Linked DNA regions of Homo sapiens: region 2 is linked to region 1. Evidence: read pairs that join two places in POLR2A ChIA-PET (ENCODE). Cell type or tissue: A673. All regions are shown on one strand. Links, peaks and the distances in the headings refer to the core of each region. The heading gives the core; the rest is flanking DNA.

Region 1 (5,377 bases), core at 8-5,007:
GCTAGGATTACAGGTGCCCACCACCATGCCCCACTAATTTTTTTTCGGTTTTTTTTTTTTTTGAGACAGAGTCTCGCTCTGTCTCCCAGGCTGGAGTGCAGTGGCGTGATCTTGGCTCACTGCAAGCTCCGCCTCCCGGGTTCATGCCATTCTCCTGCCTCAGCCTCCCGAGTAGCTGGGACTACAGGCGCCTGCCACCACGCCTGGCTACTTTTTTGTATTTTTTGGTAGACACAGGGTTTCACCATGTTAGCCAGGATGGTGTCAATCTCCTGACCTCGTGATCTGCCCGCCTCAGCCTCCCAGAGTGCTGGAATTACCGCGCCCGGCTGCCCCACTGATTTTTGTACTTTTAGTAGAGATGGGGTTTCACCATGTTGGCCAGACTGGTCTTGAACTCTTGGCCTCAAGTGATCCGCTTGCCTCGGCCTCCCAAAGTGCTGAGATTACAGGTGTGAGCCACCGCGACTGGCCACCTGCTGTTTGTTTTCGCTGTACAAATCCTATGTTTGCTATTACTGTTTATTCCTATTTTAGTTTATTTTTAATTTTATTTATTTATTTATTTATTGAGACAGAGTCTCACTCTGTCACCCAGACTGGAGTGCAATGGTGCGATCCCGGCTCACTGAACCCCCTGGGTTCAAGCCATTCTCCTGCCTCAGCTTCCTGAGTAGCTGGGATTACAGGCATGCACCACCATGCCCAGCTAAGTTTTGTATTTTTAGTAGAGACAGGGTTTCACCATGTTGGCCAGGCTGGTCTCGAACTCCTGACCTAAGGTGGTCTGGAGTTCTGACCTAAGGTGGGCCAAGGTCTGCCCACCTTGGCCTCCCAAAGTGCTGAGATTACAGGCATAAGCCACCGTGTGTGGCCTTATTCCTATTTTAAATAATGTTGCAGACAAATCTTCATCAAGTTTGTAGTGACCAACTTTTTACTCTCAAGTTCAGAATAATTGAATTATACACACTGGGAAATACATAAGAACCAATAGGGAAAAAAATGTTAGTAAGAAAATCAAGGCTACACCCCTATCTTGAGCATATTTCTAGGTTTTCCTAAAGATTGGAATATGCCCTGGTATTAGATTTAAAGACACTATGCAAAACAGGCACTTTTTAGTTGTATAATTTGGGAGAAGTCATTTAACCCTTCAGTTTCTGTACCTGTAAAATGGATAACAATAATGAGATGATGTACATAAAGTGTTGAAGCATATGATTAACGCTTAGTAAATTTTATAGATAGTGATACAGAAAATTAAAAAATTAGCCGGGTACTGTGCATGCACCTGTAGTCCCACCTACACTCAGGAGGCTGAAGCAGGAAGATCCCTTGAGCCCAGGAGTTCAAGGTTGCAGTGATCTATGATAAGCTCCTGCACTCCAGCTTGGGCAGCAGAATAAGACCCTGTCTCAGATAGGTAGGTAGGTAGATAGATACATATATACATACATACATACATAGTTACATAGATCCATCTCTGTGTATGGCTGTAGGTTCTAGGGTCTAGATTAGAGTGGGGCTCCTTTAATGATCTCAGTAGAGGATCTGGTGCTTAAATACTTCTTTTTTTTGAAGCGGAGTTTTGCTTTTGTTGCCCAGGCTGGAGTGCAATGGCACGATCTCGTCTTACCTCAACCTTCACCTCCCAGGTTCAAGTGATTCTCCTGCCTCAGCCTCCCGAGTAGCTGGGATTACAGGCATGCGCCACCATGCCCAGCTAATTTTGTATTTTTAGTAGAGACGGGGTTTCTCCATGTTAGTCAGGCTGGTCTCGAACTCCCGACCTCAGGTGATCCACCCACCTCGTCCTCCCAAAGTGCTGGGATTATAGGCGCGAGCCACTGCGACCGGCCTTAAATACTTCTTAAAATGAAGATTTTGTTTCTGTTAGAAAATTGGCAACAGTGGGGAAATATGGCCTTCTCTTCTGAAATTTTAGTTACATGTTGTTTGTGGTAACAGTAACCAAAGAATCAAAACAAAGGATTATACTGAATTACTTCCTGTGCTGTTGCTTAGTAATTGATAACAGAAGTACATTGTGAAACAAGATCACTGTAGAACATTTAACTGACTTCCAGTAAATATCCTTTGGATCAGAATCTCCAGGGACCTCATCTTAGCCCTTTCTTTTTTTTTTTTTTTTTGAGACGAAGTCTCACTCTGTTGCCCAGGCTGGAGTTCAAGTTCAGTGGTGTTCAAGTGATTCTCCTGCCTCAGCCTCCTAAGTAGCTGGGACTACTGGCATGTGCCACCATGCCCGGTTAATTTTTTGTATTTTTAGTAGAGACGGGGTTTCATCGTGTTAGCCAGGATGGTCTCAATCTCCTGACCTTGTGATCTGCCCGCCTCAGGCCTCCCAAAGTTCTTTTTTTTTTTTTTTTTTTTGAGATGGAGTCTTGCTCTGTCACTCAGGCTGGAGGGCAGTGGCGTGATCTCGGCTCACTGCAACCTCCACCTCCCAGATTCAAGTGATTCTACCACCTCAGCCTCCTGAGTAGCTGGGACTACAGGTGTGTGCCACCATGCCCGGCTAATTTTTGTATTTTTAGTAGAGACAGGGTTTCACTATGTTGGCCAGGGTGGTCTTGAACTCCCGACCTCATGATCTGCCTGCCTCAGCCTCCCAAAGTGCTGGGATTACAGGCGTGAGCCACTGTCCCCGGCATGACTCTTTCATAACCACATTTCAGCCCTCTCAGTCCTCTCAAAGTCCCCTTTACTACTTGTTTCTTGTACATAATAGTTGCTTACTATTTGACCTGAATGGAATTTGTTCTAATACAGTCTTTCTTTTCAAGGGAGCCATGTGCATGTTTGTGGACCCAAGTGCTATTGATTCATTCAGTGAATATTTTTGGAAAGCTCACTATGTACTAGGAATTCTTCCATGAATTTGGGGCACATGAGTGAACAAAACAGACAAAGGAACACTATATTGCAGTGTTCCAGAAGGAACACTATATTGCACGTCTCTGTGCCCCACCTCATAACTCAAATTCTGTAGGACTCCTTAGAGCTGTATTGTTCTGTATAATAACAACTAGCTTCACGTTTAAATTAATTAGAAGTAAATTAAGTAAAAAATTCCTCAGTTACACTAGCCATATTTCAAGTACTTAGTAGTCACTATGGCTAACGGCTACTGTGTTGGACAGAGCAGATATAGAACATTTCCATCATCGCAGAAAGTTCTACTAGACAGTGCTGCCTTACAGGTTGCCAGTGGGATTAGCCCTACCCACCACTCCATCCAGTTGCTCACAGTAGTACCAATGCAATCAACTTGTTAATGGACCTTTGTACTGTTTTTACCTAATTTCCTATTTTACCCTCCCTAGACCCCCCAATCCCTGTGCCCAGAGTTCACCCCAAGATTAATTACTTGCAAGCTCTTATCCTGGACCCTGCTTTCTAGGGAGAATCCAGCTTAGACAAGCACTCCTAGTAGGCCCTCAATTTTATGAACAACCATTGATTTATAAAGGTTTTTTTAACAAGTAAGAAACAGGCCAGGCGTGGTGGCTCAGGCCTTTAATCCCAGCACTTTGGGAGGCCGAGGCGGGCGGATCACGAGGTCAGGAGATCGAGACCATCCTGGCTAACATGGTGAAACCCTGTCTCTACTAAAAATACAAAAACAAAAAAGAAATTAGCTGGGCATGGTGGCGGGCGGCTGTAGTCCCAGCTACTCGGGAGGCTGAGGCGGGAGAATGGCGTGAACCCGGGAGGTGGAGCTTGCAGTGAGCCGAGATCACGTCACTGCACTCCAGCCTGGGCAACAGAGTAAGACTCCATTTCAAAAAAAAAAAGAAGTTAGATAGAAACATTGTCACGTTAAATATACATGTCAATTGTAAGAAGCATTAAATTTCAGAAATGTTGGAACACAGGAATAAAATTCTTTCATAATCTAGATATCCTGGCCCATGACTTCTTTAAATCTTTATTTAATGCCATGTCCTTTGCTAAACAAAACAACCCCCTGGTTTTGGGTGGTTTTATATACTCTAATCAGTGATTTTGGTTTTGTTTTGTTTTGTTTTTGAGTTGGAGTTTTGCTCTTGTTGCCCAGGCTGGAGTGCAATGGCGCCATCTCGGCTCACCGCAATCTCCGCCTCCCGGGTTCAAGCAATTCTCCTGCCTCAGCCTCCCGAGTAGCTGGGATTACAGGCATGCGCCACCACCACGCCTGGCTAATTTTGTATTTTTAGAAGAGACGGGGTTTCTCCATGTTAGTCAGGCTTGTCTCGAGCTCCCAACCTCAGGTGATCCACCCACCTCGGCCTCCCAAAGTGCTGGGATTACAGGTGTGAGCCACTGCGCCCGGCCGATTTTGGGGTTTTAAGCGATGAATACCAAATGTCAGTTTAGGAAAATATTAAGTGGTCACGGGGTTAGTTTAGGTTTGATATTTTATGCTATGACTCCGGTTTTGCTCAACTATGTGACTCCCCTTAAACTAAGTCCACCTATAAGTACTTCTGAAAGCCTGGCTTTACACTGTGCTTGTTATGTCAAACTGATGAGGAGGATAGGGGAATAGGAAAACACGAAATTTGCTGCTTTAATTTATCAGCTGTAATAATGCTTCTGTGTATCCCAAGATATTATTCTTAAGTGTTCTTATTACCATGGGTTCAGTGTGTACCATAGAGGCCAATGTAGTGCCTCTGACTCCCAGTCTATGTATGACTTGTAGAAAGATACTTTTTTTTCAATCTGGTTATCTAGTAGATCAGTAAAACCCTTTGCCTGCACTCTCTGTTGACACCCAGCCAGGAGGGAGGATGATATGCTGGGCCCAACTAGTAATTGTAAATGAAGCAGGATAATGAATCACAGGACTTCGAGCTGCTCAAATTTAATTCCCATTATGTATTTTCTTGAAACTGGAGCATTGTGAGGGAGTACTGACAATGGAAAATGAATATAAATAAAGTTAAAGCCTTCATATGTATTTCATTCATGCTTGAGTCATACCTGGTGCTCATAAATCAATCCAGGATTATGAGGGTAGATGTTGACTTCAGTTTGGTTAAAAGGAAGTACAGTTTGAGCATTGAGTAGACATGGAGATGTGGAGTTTTTCAAGTCTTAAATTTACCAAGAGAGAGGAGGGTCAAGGACAGAAGGCTGTGGGAGGCCTATATTGATTCAGCAGGAGAGTTCCCTATCTTAACAGCAAAGGAAGGAGAGAGTTTCTAGGAGGGGTATGTTTGAATTATTGATTGTTCCTTCCAATCTAACTTCTGTTAGTGTAGATAATATAAAGTTTATTATGTCTACTATATACTGCAGGGATTATTATTAAGCAAATAATGATAGACTTGCTTATCCTATTGTAATTTTAGTTCCTTGGGGGAGA
Region 2 (5,377 bases), core at 135-5,134, 210 kb after region 1:
GTGACCTTTGGCAAATTACAATACCCCGTCCGAGCTTCAGTTTCTTCATCTGTAAAATGGGGTGGATTAAATATGTTGGGAAGCACAATGAAATAATGAATCCATAAAGTGCTTATCACGGTACCTGGCATAGTGTTAAGCGCTCAATAAATTTGGCTCGTATGAGTATTATATACTGCATTTTAGGGCTCTTGTTTGTCCTTTACCTCACTCAGGCTGCCTTAAAGTACAAATTGTTTTTAGGGATTCCGCCTTACAGCTGGCAGGAACCTGGAGCCATCTAAGAGCACACCCCAGGGCTTTGCTGGTGGTAGCTTTCCTCGTGTCCTGAGTTGCCTTCTTCAGGAGTGGAAGGCAGGGGGTTGTGCTTCTGCTTTTAGAGTTACTTTAGTATGACTCCTGTGTTAAAACTTCCGCTGGCCGATGGGTGTCTGGGATTAACAAGAAGGCTCCTAGATGGGTCTTGCTTTGTTCTAGCAGTTATTTATACCAGGACCCTGGAAGGGATAGAATTAATATATAAGACAGACTCAGATTTCCAGCTTGGCAGTCTCTACAAACCTCTCATTTACCACCTGCTGCCAGAACCCAGGAGTGACACAACAGGAAGGTGGGCCTATTGCAGGGGTTGCTGCCCTTTTCCTTTCAGGAAAATATGAGGGGTGTGAATGGCCCTTATCTAGGCCTGAGGATGAGCAGGGGTACTTCCTGTTACAGTGAGGATCTGTGAGCATATCAGCTACTTAAGTAGCTGCCTTTGATCCTTCCCCACCCCTTAGCTTATGGAGATAGGGGGGATAGCATCTCTGAGAGAATTTCTTCTGGCGAAGAGGTACCCAGACTTTCCTTTATGCAGTGAAAAATCTCAGCTGCATTTTTAAAAGTCTTCCATGGAGCTGGGTGGTTTGGCTTGTTTATCTGGCTTCCTGGGGGAGTCTCCTGAGATCCTTTGCTTTCCTAAGGGCCCCCAGGAGACAGCAGTAGAACCAACATCCATTACCGTAGACACTTGAGGGGATGTTTAAGTCAATAGTTTTAGGATTAGATTAATTCAGCCTTTAACCCTGAGGAAACTTAAGAGCCAAGTCATCAGATAATTGTGCATCTTCTAGACTGAAGTATGGAATTTAGCCCAGTACTCTGGGATCTCTTTCAGAGCTGAGCTAGGAATCCGCATGCTAGTTCCAGCTCCACACCTAGCTGGCTGTGTGAATTCAGAAATCACTTAAATTTTCTGGGCCTCTTTTCTCATTGGAGAATGAGGGCATTACTGTAAACCAGTGGTTCTTAGCCCTAGCTGCATGTAAGAATTACCTGTGAAGCTTTAAAAACAATACTCAGGCCCTACGTTAGCCCAATTAAATTGGATCTTTAAGGTTGGGGCTGAGTCATTGATAATCTTCACTGCTTCCCAGGTTTAAGTGTAGCTAAGATAACTACGTGGACAACATGACCAAGTTTTAAACAACTGAAAAAAGTTAAGCTTCTGTGTCATTCTGCTCCTCAGAAACCTTCAGGGGTTGTCTGTGTAGTAAAGTCCAGCTCAGGTGCTCTGCATTCTGACCTAGGCTACTTCTGCAGCTTGTCTTCTTTCCCAGCTATATTGTTCTTGGTGTCTCCTGAATGTATTGTCTTTTTTTTTTTTTTTTTTTTTTTGAGACAGGGCCTCGCTCTGCCCAGGCTGGAGTGCAATGGTGCAATCTCGGCTCACTGCAACCTCCACCCCCTGGGTTCAAGCCTCAGCCTCCTGAGCTGGGATTAAGGCATGCGCCATCATGCTCAGCTAATTTTTGTATTATTAGTGGAAATGGGGTTTCACTTTGTTGGCCAGGCTGATCTTGAACTTCTGACCTCAAGTGATCCTCCCACCTCAGCCTCCCAAAGTGCTGGGATTACAGGTGCCCTGCCTGAGTGTATTGTCTTTAATTCTTTCTTTCCCAACCCTGATGTCCTCACCTGTATGTCCCTCCTCCCTTCCCCTGTTCAAAACATATCCCTTTAGGGCCCATCATTCTCCCTTCCCTTGGGAAACTCCTGACCATCCTAATCCTTAGTTATTTCTCCTGCCTCTGCATTGGTTTTGAGCTTCATTAGCTCTGAGTGTATGTTCCAAACACTAGCTGCAATGTAAACATGATAACTCAAGCAGCATTCAATCCTTCAGAGAGTGGGACACATGGAAATACAGGTTGAGTATCCCTTATCCAAAATGCTTGGGACCAGAAGTGTTTCAGGTTTTGGATTTTTTCCAATTTTGGAATATTTGAATTATACTTACCAGTTGAGCATCCCTAATCTGAAAATCTAAAATCCGAGTGCTCCAATGAGCATTTAGTCTGAGCGTCATGTCAGTGCTCAAAAAGTTTTGGATTTTGAAGCACTTCGGATTTTGGATTTTCAGATTAGAGATGCTCAACATGTGCCACTGGGGTGACTTGTATACTGTTAAACGTGTGATATGGTGTATTGTTGGCTATGTCATTATGTATGTATATCTTGTAAATATTAGTTGATGGATAGCTATCCATGACCAGCCTCCAGCTGTCATTTTTACCCTTATTTCCTATTTCCAGCAGACCTTGTGCTTTCTCATCTCCTTGCCTTTAAGTTATCCTCCCTTTCTGGAATTTCCTCTTTTATTCTTATTCTCATTTACAGGAATTTTATCTATTTCTCAAGGTGCAGTTCAGATATTACCTCCTCCATGAAACTTCTTCCCAGCACCCACAAGCTGCAGTGACTCGATTATGCCCTAAACCTCTGTAACCCTTAGAGCAGTGCTTCTCAATTGGGAGTGATTTTGCCCCAAAGAGGACATTTGGCATTATCTGGAGACATGTTTGGCTGTCACAGCTGTTGGGGGAGTGTGCCACTGTCATCTAGTATTGGAGGCCAGGGATGCTGCTACACATTCTGCAATGCATAGAACAGACCTCCCACAACAAAAAATCATCTGGCCTAAAATGTCAGTTGTGCCAAGGTTGAGAAACTGCCTTTGAGTTTGTCCAGTTCATAAGCTTCTATGTATACTGCCTCGAACTGTAACAATTTGTTTATAGACCTTATCTCCCCTATTTAATTGAATTAATAGGTAAAGACTAATTCCAGTCCCCCATCTGTGCTTTCTTGTTATTCACTACATATCAGGGCTTAATCCTAGAGCCTGTGGCCTAATCCTAACTGCTTAAGCAGAGATAAAGACATGTTCAGTGCGGAGTGGGTGTGGTGAGGCAGTCTTCTCAATTCTGAATTTCTCTTCTTTTCACTCTCAGTCTTTTCATCTGTGATGACCTGGGAGAAAGTGTGATTTAGGGCATAAAATGAGCATTTGGGATCGGAAGACCTGGGTTTCAGTTCCAGCTGTGCCATTTATTAGTTGTGGTATTTTGGTCAGTCCATGTCACCTCTTTTTTTTTTTTTGAGACGGAGTCTCGCTCTGTCACTCAGGCTGGAGTGCAATGGCACGATCTCAGCTCACTGCAAAGGTGATCCGCCTGCCTTGGCCTCCCAAAGTGCTGGGATTACAGGCGTGAGCCACCGTGCCCAGGCATGTCACCTCTTTCAGCCTCAGTTTCTTCATGTCTGTTGGTAGCCATGATGCCAGTGCCTCAGTGTTTTAGCTCACGGTGCCATCATAATAATCCAGTGAGATGTTAAATGTGAAGGTGCTCTGTAGATTGGAAAGTGCTGTAATGATTACTCATATAGCCACTGTTCAAAGGTATAAAGAGAGAGGATGTGAATCTGTTTGCTTAGGAGCTCTGCTGACTGCCTTCCCAGCCAGTCCCGTGGCCACTTCCTGTGGCTTTCTAACCATAACTGCTTCAGCACCAGCTCCAGCTGACCCTTTCCAGATTATTCTCTCCAGTATGCCCCCTTTGTTTGTTGCCGTCATTCTGTGTGTTTTTTATTTTTTTTTATTTTTTTTTTGAGATGGAGTCTCGCTCTGTCACCCAGGCTAGAGTGTAGTGGCGTGATCTCGGCTCACTGCAAGCTCTGCCTCAGCCTGCCGAGTAGCTGGACTACAGGCACCTGCAACCTCTCCCGGCTAATTTTTTGTATATTTAGTAGAGACGGGGTTTCACCATGTTGGCCAGGATGGTCTCAATCTCTTGCCCTCGTGATCCGCCCGCCTTGGCCTCCCAAAGTGCTGGGATTACAGGCGTGAGCCACCGCGCCCGGCCATACCTTCATTCTGTTTTGGTTGTCTGTCTGCAATCTTGCCAAAATCAAAGGTGATTGACTCCGCCCCTAGAATACTAGCTAGCGGCCTGGTGTCAGCACATCCTGGCAAGGCCTGACAAAGGCCAAACTTGGTCATGGGAAAAAGCTGTAAAACAAGACAGCTTGCAGTTTCAAAAGCCAATAACTTTCTTATTGTTCTTATTGTCTTTATTAAACTAACAAAGAAATTTATATGTGCATATATATATATATATATATATATATATATATTTTTTTTTTTTTTTTTTTTTTTTTTGAGACAGGATCGTGTTCCGTCACCCAGGCTGGAGTGCAGTGGTTTAATCTCAGCTTGCTGTAGCCTTCACCTTCTGGGCTCAAGCAGTCTTCCCACCTCAGCCTCCTGACTAGCTGGGACTACAGGCACACGTCATCACACCCGGCTAATTTTTGTATTTTTTATAGACACAGGGTCTTGCCATGTTGCCCGGGCTGGTCTCAAACTCCTGGGCTCAAGCAATCCACCCTCCTTGGCCTCCCGAAATGCTAGATTAGAGGCATGAGCCACCTTGCCTCGCCAAAGCAATGTTTTTAAGTGCTTGAAATCTCAGTGAGCTTCATCTGACTAAATGGACACAGTGCAGAATGAGATACAAGCTGAGACCCTCATGTCCCCAGGGTCAGGCCAAGTGTACCCTCCTGCTTATTTGCTGAGTGATCTCCAGCAAGCGGTTGACCCTCACTAGGCTAATACCTGGGGAAATGCTTAGGATTGTAGTAAGGCTCATGCTGGTGGGGAGGAATGTGAAGTACTACTTCTACAGGGAGCTTCAGGATCACAGAATTCCAGCCCTGTCAGGGACTCAAAAAGGTCATCCTGCCCAATCTTTTCCCTTGACAGATGGGGTAACTGAGGCCCAGAAAGGGAAAATGCTTTGCTCAGCACCACTGAGCTATGTAGGGGCCCATTTAGGTTTAGAATCCACATCTGATGTGCTTACATGCTCTTTCCATTACTGGAAGAATCCATGCGTCTCTGGGTGTCTTTTTTCTGAGTGAACAAAGGATTGCACTCTGTATTATCACGCTTTAAACGGTGTTCTGCAGAGCCCTAGTGGTCTCACCACCACTTCAACCAAAGCCTCTACATGTTTTCTGTTTTCTATTTCGGAGTTTTGCTGTAAAACTTGAAAGT

What was found. Peaks named below come from ENCODE experiments on the same cell type or tissue, not always from the same donor. Only the 100,000 strongest peaks of a DNase experiment are listed, where the experiment ranks them.
Region 2: POLR2A ChIA-PET joins it to region 1 with 23 read pairs; 3 of 35 experiments call an interaction of 5 or more read pairs at or near these places.

Annotation. Positions count from the first base shown.
Region 1 is chr20:36,941,098-36,946,474 of GRCh38, reverse strand. SAMHD1 (SAM and HD domain containing deoxynucleoside triphosphate triphosphohydrolase 1) reads left to right here. Exons shown (of 16, transcript NM_015474.4): 3 at 5,364-5,377. Among named protein-coding and RNA genes, the nearest start is that of SAMHD1, 7.9 kb to the left of the region's middle. In A673, for the core only: no CTCF peak of the experiment used is centred there; a DNase peak (open chromatin) is centred at 1,974; H3K27ac peaks cover 492 bases.
Region 2 is chr20:36,732,250-36,737,626 of GRCh38, reverse strand. All of the region lies in intron 1 of NDRG3 (NDRG family member 3), which reads left to right. Among named protein-coding and RNA genes, the nearest start is that of NDRG3, 11 kb to the left of the region's middle. In A673, for the core only: no CTCF peak of the experiment used is centred there; no DNase peak of the experiment used is centred there.